3 separate regions of the Mus musculus genome follow, and all the other regions are linked to region 2. A link is a contact called in ENCODE Hi-C or POLR2A ChIA-PET data. All regions are on one chromosome and are shown on one strand. The core of a region is the stretch at or near the end of the contact, and the rest is flanking DNA. Distances in the headings are between cores, read along the strand shown. Region 1 holds the start of Hdgfl3 (HDGF like 3). Region 2 holds the start of Ramac (RNA guanine-7 methyltransferase activating subunit). Region 3 holds the start of Whamm (WAS protein homolog associated with actin, golgi membranes and microtubules).

The links. Hi-C counts contacts between places; a loop is a spot of excess contacts on that map. ChIA-PET counts read pairs that join two places held with the same protein, here RNA polymerase II (POLR2A).
Region 1: a map of T-helper 17 cell shows a loop between it and region 2 (2.1-fold over the local background). The contact joins the promoter of Hdgfl3 here to the promoter of Ramac in region 2. A Hi-C loop is called at or near these places in 1 of 37 maps with a recorded cell type or tissue (T-helper 17 cell). POLR2A ChIA-PET finds 5 or more read pairs at or near these places in 1 of 5 experiments (Patski).
Region 3: a map of left cerebral cortex shows a loop between it and region 2 (9-fold over the local background). The contact joins the promoter of Whamm here to the promoter of Ramac in region 2. A Hi-C loop is called at or near these places in 5 of 37 maps with a recorded cell type or tissue (all left cerebral cortex). POLR2A ChIA-PET finds 5 or more read pairs at or near these places in 3 of 5 experiments (Patski and embryonic stem cell).

What each region holds. Positions count from the first base shown.
Region 1 is chr7:81,932,952-81,935,955 of GRCm38, forward strand. It overlaps Hdgfl3 (HDGF like 3), which reads right to left and starts at 1,508. Exons shown (of 6, transcript NM_013886.4): 1 at 988-1,508. The coding sequence starts at 1,071.
Region 2 is chr7:81,761,637-81,764,461 of GRCm38, forward strand. Ramac (RNA guanine-7 methyltransferase activating subunit) reads left to right here and starts at 1,317. Exons shown (of 3, transcript NM_025997.2): 1 at 1,317-1,420.
Region 3 is chr7:81,570,013-81,573,152 of GRCm38, forward strand. It overlaps Whamm (WAS protein homolog associated with actin, golgi membranes and microtubules), which reads left to right and starts at 1,280. Exons shown (of 10, transcript NM_001004185.3): 1 at 1,280-1,897. The coding sequence starts at 1,310.

The sequences.
Region 1 (3,004 bases), core at 258-2,757, 170 kb after region 2:
TTTTGTTCCTCAAGAATACCCAGCATTGTCTCCAAACTGCTTTAACTATCTTTTAACTGTATTCTTTTCAGTCAGTCAACCGCCAGCTATTAAATTTAAACAAATTGAAGGTGAAAGTGATTGTTTTTTTTTTTCAACATAAGGTGCGCACAGACGCGGTAGTGCTTCTTCCTCAGTAAGGATCGGAATAAAAATACTGAATGCTGTGTATTAAATGCAGATGCTTTCTAGAGAAAACCTAGCGACAGTCTTGCTGTTTAGGAAGAAGAGAGCTGTCGTGGGTTTGGTTCGAGGCCAAGAATAAGGTTCGGGAACCGACCTAAAACAAATATGGAGGTGAAAAGGCACAAGGAAGCTCCTTGAATTCACCAGCCAGTGACAGGCTATTTGGTGTCAGTTTCTAAGAACCAGGGCACCAGGGAGGCAATGGACAATGAGAGGGCAGGTGAGGCACAGGGGATCGCGCCCAGGAAACACTCAACAAGTCTGGAAGATGAAGGATGCTCTGAGATCGAAGATTGCTACCATGAGACTGCCGCTGGCCTCTGCACGACCATCCCCTTTCCCAGGACTGACCGTCACCGGCTCTCGCCGGCTGGGGGACAGCCTTTCGCTCTCCTACCTGCCTCGACGTTCGCCCGGATCAGGGCGTCTACTCAGGACCATGCTGGGAGCCAGCCGGCGCCTCCACCCCGGACCCGCTTCCCGGTCCCCGCCGGCTTCCATGAGGAAGGCGACGTCGGGCCTGTCCGGTCGAACCCGCCTTCGAACGTGGGCGTCAGGATGGCCGCCGAGCCGGCGAGGGCGCAGCCCGGAACCTTCGCCTCGGCCCGGAGCCCGGTGCGCAGCACAGCTCGCGGTTCAGCCCAGGCGGCGGCCAGGCGCGAGGCGGGCTCGAGCCGAGGTGATGGGGAAAGGGGGCGGGCGCGCCATCATGAAGGGAAAATGGTGGGCGGGCGGGCCCGCGCGCGCGGCCGCCGTACTCACCCGGGCGGGCCAGTGCGGGTAGCCCTTCATCTTGGCGAAGACCAGGTCTCCCGCTTTGTACTCGCGGGGCCGCGGACGCGCCATCCCGGTCGTTCTCCTGCTCGCCGGTCCTTGGCCGCCGCGAAGATGCTGGGAGGCCGCCCCTCCGCGGGACGACGGAACCGCGCCGCGCTCCCCGCGGGGCCTCGAGCCGAACGCTCGAGCGGCCGCTCCGACGAGGGAGAGCGGCGAGGCAGTGGCCGAGGCGAGCGGTGGGCGGGGGGCACCGCAGGCCCCGCAGATCCCCGCCCGGCTGCGGGGGATGGGAGCCCGCGTCCGGCCGCGCCGAGTCCCGACGCCGCCGCTACCGCCGCGCGCTGCTCACAGGAGCCGCGTCGCCAGCCTCATGCAGCCGCCGCCTCCCCGCCGAGCTTCTGGGTTCCGTGCGAGCTCCGGGCCTCGCGCCTCCTCCGAATTCCTCCTCGGGCAGCGACCGCAAACACGATCTTATTATTGTTCTCGCGCGCGCTCAGCATTCCCCCCCTCCACCCCTCGCCCGCCCCGCTTCCCTCCCCTCGCGCGCCGGCCGGTTAATTCCTAGGTGCACGGCCGGCTTTCTCGGAGAAACCGCGCGCGCCGCCTGGCTTGCTCCGCGGGCTGCTGGTGGGCGCGTCCTCCCGCAGCAGCGAAGCCGGTGCCCCGCGGGTGGGAGCGCCTACTCCAAAGACGCCCGCCGCCTGCTCTCTTTTGTTCTTGGCCGGGAGCTGCCTGGTGAAGCCCAGCCAATCACCACCCGGCCGCCCCTCTTTCCCCTCCTGCTCGCGCCCACCCCCTGCGGACTGCACCCCCTTTCTGACTGCCCCCTACCCGTGGGCCACTTCCTCGGGTGCTCTCTGGTGAGTTGGGGGAGAGGGGGGACAAAGGCTTCCCAGGCATGGGGGATAGCTGCGCAGGGGACTCGCTGCCTGGTCAGTAGGTACCTGGAAAGAACAAGGGCAAGGTTCTTGCCCCAGGTCTGCCTTAATGATGCAGTGTGACCCACCTAGGGCAAGCGACTTCACTGGAGTCAAGGCCAGTCCTCACCGACAGGATGGCACAGTCGGGCTTTGAACATGGATCTATATGGTTCAGTGCCCATAGCCTAAGTTATGCTTCTCTGTGTGGGGCCTTCATGGGCCAATAATTTTGGGGCAAAGGACTTACCCTGACAAGTCAAATCAGTTGTTTTCAATTCTGGTAACATACTGGAGAGCAGCTTCTAGAGATTTCTTTATACAGGTTAGTAAGTCTACGACAAACGTGTGCATTCACCATTGTTTTATTTGGATTTCAGCTGACTGCTTTCAAAAAGACATTTTGGGAGTGAGAATCTTTATAGCATTCTCCTTTGTGAGAGGTAAATAAAATAATTCACTCTTTTCTGCATCTGCTCGATGAATGGATGAATGCGCCCTGTGGAAGATCCCTGTGATCTTGCCTTCTTTAAAAGGTCCTCTGGTGCTGCACCTAGTTGGGAAGACAGCTCTCCTTTGTGAATTGCCCTCTTTGCCATTTCTCCCCTCTGTAGAAAGTGGGTTTTCCAAGCATCTGCCCCACTCACTTGTGCTTGAGAGCTGTGCTTACCGCAGCCTCTCCGTGATGGGTTTCCAGTGGCCGGCTGTAGAGTCTGGAGACATTCCGAGGAGCGTTTACTTTGTTCACAGTACTTGGCTGTTTCTTTTTTTGCATCTCTTAATTCTCCAGCACCCACCCCTCACCTTCCCTATAGGCTCACCTTGTCCTCTCTTGCGCTGCAAAATTAGTCTAGGTTTTTTCCCCCGGCTGTGATAGCCCGAGAACGAGCTTGTCACGTCTACAAGTCATATCACACACATCCTAGGTGCCATGTCAAAGCCGCATCTCTTGACAGGCCACCAGAGCCCTAACTGTCCAAAGCTGGAATGGCCGAGGCTGCCTGTGGGCTCTGGGCGGTCATGAGTAGGGGAGAGAATCAGTGTGGAAGCCATGCAAGGAAGTTAAGCTGGAAGTGATCATAATT
Region 2 (2,825 bases), core at 67-2,566:
GAAGGTACTGTGGAACCCAGCAGAAGTAAAACTCATTCCCTGTAAAGTCTTAGAGAATGGATGTAATATCAATGTCAACATCTGGAGGTCGTGGTGGTGGTGAGGTGGTGGGGTGTGTGTGTGTAGGGGAGTGGCAATATTCTAAGCATAAGGGAACACTGGCAAGCTATAAAAACATAATGAGTATTCGTGAACTACTGCATTTGGTCTGCTTTACTGTGAGGGAATGAAAGAGAAATATCAGAAAATAGAATTTTGAATCCAAATTAAGATTGTTGGCCTTGGCAGCAAGGAGTTATTGAATATCTTGCATCCCAGTTGTGCTTGAATATGACTATAACTACGGCAGTTGTCTGGTGATATGCTGGTGAGGGGCAGTGACTTAGGAAGAAGGGCATCGGTGCTCTGTTCAGGGAGTGTAGAGAGAACTTGGATGAGGAGTCAGTGGGGATGGGAATGGATGAAAACCAGAGTCACAAGGACCAAATAACAGAACGAGACATCTGACCAGGGCGTGGAAAGAAAAGGTATTCTTTTTTTAGCTTTATTTTATTTATGAGTACACTATAGTTGTTTCCAGACACACCAGAAGAGGGCATCAGATCCCATTACAGATGGCTGTGAGCCACCATGTGGTTGCTGGGGATTGAACTCAGGGCTCCAAGAAGAGCAGTAAGTGTTCTTATCCTCTCCAGCCCTAAGGTATCCCATTTTGACACTAAACTTTCCAGGCTGATCGTATTCCCAAGAGGAGGGCAAGGTCCGGGGAGCAATCTGAGAAAAGTGGCTAGTCAACAGCTGGCATTGCCACACTTGCAAACAACCGAGAAGAGCGGAGACTTCGGGAGCGAGCGGAATACGGGCAGTGGAGGCGTGGGTTCGTCTCTGCAAACACACATAGACAACGGTGCGCAGGAGCCTTACTGCCCAGGCCGGCTAAGAACCGGGTGGGCATCGCCCAAGCAGAGCAGTCTCGTCTGCTCCTCCGCCCCGCCGCCCGGGCTCCGGCTTTGGGGTCTCCATTGACAAGCAGCCTTCCCTCCTAGTCCTACTCTCAGACTTCCCGTACCAGTGCACCAGGCACTGCCAGTTCGAGGGATTTTATACATGACGATATCCTCTCCCCGACGGTCACCAGGCACTGGCTGCGAATGACCGCACTGCCCACCATCGCCACTTTGCTCGACCCTGCGGAGCTTCCCTAGGGCCGCGCCAAGGTTCGAATGTGAGGGGCGTGGCGGGGGGGGAGGGGGAAGCGAGGATTTCTAGATCTCGAGAGACTTGGCACGAGACTCCGCCTTACACGCTCCGGAAGCGGAAGTCGGGTGGTTGAGGGATTCCTGAGCGTTTGTTTACCTTGGAGAGCCGGGTGGGGTGCGGCGGTGTGGACGCCCGAGGTCTCCAGTGCGTCCCATGAAGGGTGAGTACCGCACATGGCGGATGAATCTCCCACCCGGGGCGGCGGAGGTGATGGGGGCCTGGGGCCGGAAAGTGCGAGAGGCCGGAGGTCGCTGCCCCTCGGAGCCTCTTTCTCCGCAGCTCGGCTCCTGACGGCAGTTCTGGAAGGAGCCGCTTTGTCCCGGCCGTCGTCAGCCGCGCGTCGGCTGGCGGGCTGGGATGCGCAGTGGTTAGTCAGTCATCCTGCTCCGTGCTCGGGGCTCCGCTCTGGAGAGCAGCCGAGCCAGGGTCGGCCGACCGCAGGCAAAGCTCTGTGCGGTTCTCTATGTGGTGAGGAGGTTGGTGGGATCCAAGTGCCAGGAAGGCTGTCGGCCGCAGCGACAGAGAGCGCGCGGCCCCTGGTTGCCCGTGCCTGACCTAGCTTGTAGCTGGTGACGACCGAGGCGACGAGGGTCGTCGCCTCTCCGAGTTCCTCCGTGGAAGCTCGAGTTTCCTCGTAGGCTGCTAGGACTGAGATCCTTGGGTCTCTAATCCTGCCCACTCAGATCGAGACGTGTGTGTGCACAGCTCCTCTGCCCACGCACGCCTTTGCGGGGTGGGGAAGAATTGTCTGTCTGCGGGTTGTGTGTCTGTCTGTCTGCGGGTTGCGTGTGCTGGCGCCCGCAGAGGCCGGAAGAGGGCGTCTGTTCCCCTGGAGCTATATTACAGGCAGCTGAGAGCAGCGTGGGTGCTGCGATCTGATCTGTGGTCCATCGGAAGGGTAGTGAGCGCTCTCGACCACTGAGCTATCTCTCTGACACTTCCCTCATCTTTTGAGGTTTCTTCCAAGACCCCCTTCCCCCCAGCCGTATTTTCTTAATATTATTTATTCTATTATTTCTTTTATATGTTTATTATATAATTATATTTTATATATTATGTAATTGTGCTTTATGTGATTATTATACATATGTATTGTATATTTTTACATCATAATAACATTTTTCCCTTTCCTCCCTTTAGACCCTCCCTTTATCCCCTCAGCTCTTTCAAATTCATAGTCTCTTTAGTAATATGTAGATATATACAACCTGCTCAGTTCATATATTGTTACTTATGCGTGTGTTTTCGGGGCTAATCAAATATGGCATTAGAGAACCAGTTGGTGTGCTCTTCCCTTGAGAAGACTATTTCTCTTGCTCTCCGCATTCCTTGGTTGCCTGTAGTTCTTTGTTAAGGCCTCTTGACTTTTCCCTCTTCCACATTCTCTTGTCTTTTGGTAGTGTTGGCCTCAGCCCATATTTAATCAACCTAAACATTAAACAATATAGTTGTCTCAAATCCTTGGGTTAAGTAAAGCTTGCATTAAGGTTTTGTTTCAATTCCATTCTCATGAATAAGTATGAAGATACCTATGTGGTAGGGTATGGGGAAAATAGAATAAATTG
Region 3 (3,140 bases), core at 30-2,529, 190 kb before region 2:
ATCAAATACAAGGAGGACAAAGATTTCAGTTTTAATCTGAAGGAAGGACAAAGCTTGGCATCTGAGCCGAAAGGCTCCAATGGAGCCAGAATGGACAAAGATCCTCTCCTAGGAATAAAGTGCATTTAAAAAGGAGATATGCATATGCAGGCATTCTTTACCAAGGTGTGGTTTAGCTGCCCCTCATCTCAAGGTCCTTCCCAACAGGTCTTGTCATCTCCAGGAATAGTTACTTGCTCTGGAGGGCACAGCTTTTTAGCATAGATAATCACTTCTTCTGAGGACAGGTGTGACCTCTTCTTCAAGGTTCACCTTGCCTTAGATCATAAAGGTTTTTATGGCTGTCTGTTGTTCTCGGAATCTAAGGTGGCTGCAGGTTTAGAACTGGCATCTTTAGGGCTCATGTGAGGAAATGCAGCAGCACTTTCTATTGGCTTGTTATAATACCCCGGCGGCATGCTTTCAGTAGTGAGGCCATCCTGCTTAGCCTTGGTGCACATATATTGTAGACAAATTCCCTCTCTAGGTCTCAAATCCTTGCTGTCAGGATGATGCTTGGCATAGACTGGCTTGGAAAGCAGAAATATTTAGGCACTCCCCCTCTCCCCCATCTCAATATACCAACAACACAGCAGATACTCAGTAAGTTTACTATATTGACAAAAATAAATGTGTCTGCGATCTAGTTTTTGACACCCCAGAGCCCTCAGTAAGTAAATATTGAGTTCAAATAGAAGTTTGATCTTGCCAGTATGTTTGTTTCAGGAGCCACATACTTAATAGGATCCTGTTGAGGGAAATTCTCATTGTAATGTTGAGAACTAAGATAGGGGCTTGAGAGATGGCTCAGCAGCTAAGAATTACTATTTTTAGAGAGTGCATTAAGCTGTTAACAGCCCCATAGAGTATTCAGTTCTAGGGGACATGACGCCCTCTTCTGGCATCTGTACTAAGGTGTGATGTCGTCCTGCCCATGTATACATGGGCTTAAAAATAAAATCTTTGCCGAACATAGCGGCTGTATGCCTTTAATGTCAGCACTCAGGAGACAGAAGCAGGGTGGTCTCTTACGAGTTCAAGGCTAGCCTGGTTCACTTAGAGAGTTCAAGGTTCGCCGGTGTTGTAAAAGGGAGACTTTGTCCCGCCTCCCCGAAAAGACTTTCCATTGGCTTTCACTTAACCAACTCCAGACAGCCTCCCTCACACAGCCTATCAGAATGAGGGGGCGGGAGCTTCTGCGCCTCTGACTGACAGTAGCGGCTCCCGGAAAATGTCGTGGCCTGTCGCAGTCTAAGGGTGTGCGGCTGCCATGGACAGCGAGCAGCCCGACAGCCTGGATGGCTGGGTTCCGCTGCGTGAGGACCTCTTCCCGGAGCCCGAGCGCCATCAGCTGCGTTTCCTGGTGGCCTGGAACGCCGCGAAGGGCCAGTTCGCCGTCACCTGTCACGACCGCACGGCGCAGCGGCGGCGGCGCGAGCGGCGGGAGGCCGGCGACGGGGGATGTAGCTGGGCCGGGGTGCTGTCGCCCGCCGGGTTCCGCGGCGCGCACCGGCAGCTGGCGGCGCTGTGGCCGGCCCTGGAGCCCTGCTTCCCGCCGCTGCCGCCCGAGCTGGACGCGGCGAGCGGCGCGGGCTGGGGCCTGGGACGCGGGCTGTGGGCCCTCCTGTGGCCGCTCCTGTGGCCGGCGCCTGCGGACCCTGGCGACTCGGCGCTGCAGGAGCTGTGCCGGCAGCTGGAGCACTACCTGGGCCTGGCGGCCGAAGGATGCGGCGGCGCCACCGTGCGCGACGTGCTCTTCCCGGCCCCGGGTGACTCGGCAGACTGCGAGGGCCTGAGCGAGTTCCGCGAGAGGACGCTGCGCGCTCGCCTGGGCCAAACGGCCACCCGGCTGCACCAGGTATGAGGCCCCGGGCCGAGGGCGGGTCCGCGGGACACTCGTGATGCGCACCGGGCGTCGCTGGTGCACCTGCGCCTCTGTTGAGAGAGAGTGGGGACCTTGAAGTTGAAACACGGTGGTGGTGGTGTTTTGTGTTTTTTTGTTTTTGTTTTCTGCTAGGATTATCAGAGTTCGGCTCCGCGCCGCCTGGCTCTCTTGGTTTGTTGTTGTTGTTGTTGTTTTGGTTGTTTGTTTTTGTTTTTGAAACAGGGTCTCAATCTGTGGTCCAGGCTGGCTTTGAACTCAGGACATTCCTCTGCCTCAGCCTCTCCAGTCCTGGGGTTAGGTAAAAGTTTACTTGCAGTTCTGAGCCAGGCTCTGCGCTTCACCTTTTCCCTGTTCTGGGCAGAGCAGGATGTTGTAATGGGAAAGGCCAGAAATATGAAAGTAAAACTGAAAACAAGGCATGTCCGTCGGAATAAAAACATAAGCTAAGTGGAAGCAATTTGGGGTTCTCCGGAGAAGATGAGGGATGGCTAAAACTGTCTGAGGATGAATGACATTTAAAAGATAGTTTTATTATTTTTTCTTCAAGCAATAAGGATTTTTATTATTATCTTCAAGCAGATGGAAAGCCCTCGGGGAGTGAGGCTTTACTCATCTGCCTTTAATGGCAACAACAAGAAGGCTCTTTTGGACCAGATAATTTGAGACACACACATTCATTATTTGTGTGGTAAACTTAACAGACCCTAAAGAGTGGGGACTTTTCACTTCACTGGAAGATTTAGGGAGAATGTATAAGTTTTACCCAGCAACAATTTCACGAAGAGAGCCAAGTTTCAGAGCTTCATTCCACATTCTGGACACTCCTCGGACATTTCCTGTTTTTCCTTATTGAGCCACGGTTCCAGTGTGTTTTCTGTTGCTCTGCTAAACACTCTGACCAGAAGCGACTCTGGGCAGAAAGGGCCTATTTGGCTTACAGGTTACATTCCATCATCAAGGGAAGCCAGGATAGGTTCTGGAGCACAGATATGGACGAAGGCTGGTTACTGGCTGTATGGCTACCTTTCTTAGCCCGGGACCACCTGCCCCCAGGTACCCACATTTGCTAGCAAGCAAGAAAAGGCTAATCTGATGGAGGCAGGCTAATCTGATGGAGGCAGTTGCTCTTGTGCTTCCCCTTCCCAGGTGTCAAGTACACAACTGAAGCTAACCATGAGTCATCATTAATTAAGCAGTGGTTTTGCTGTGTTTCTTT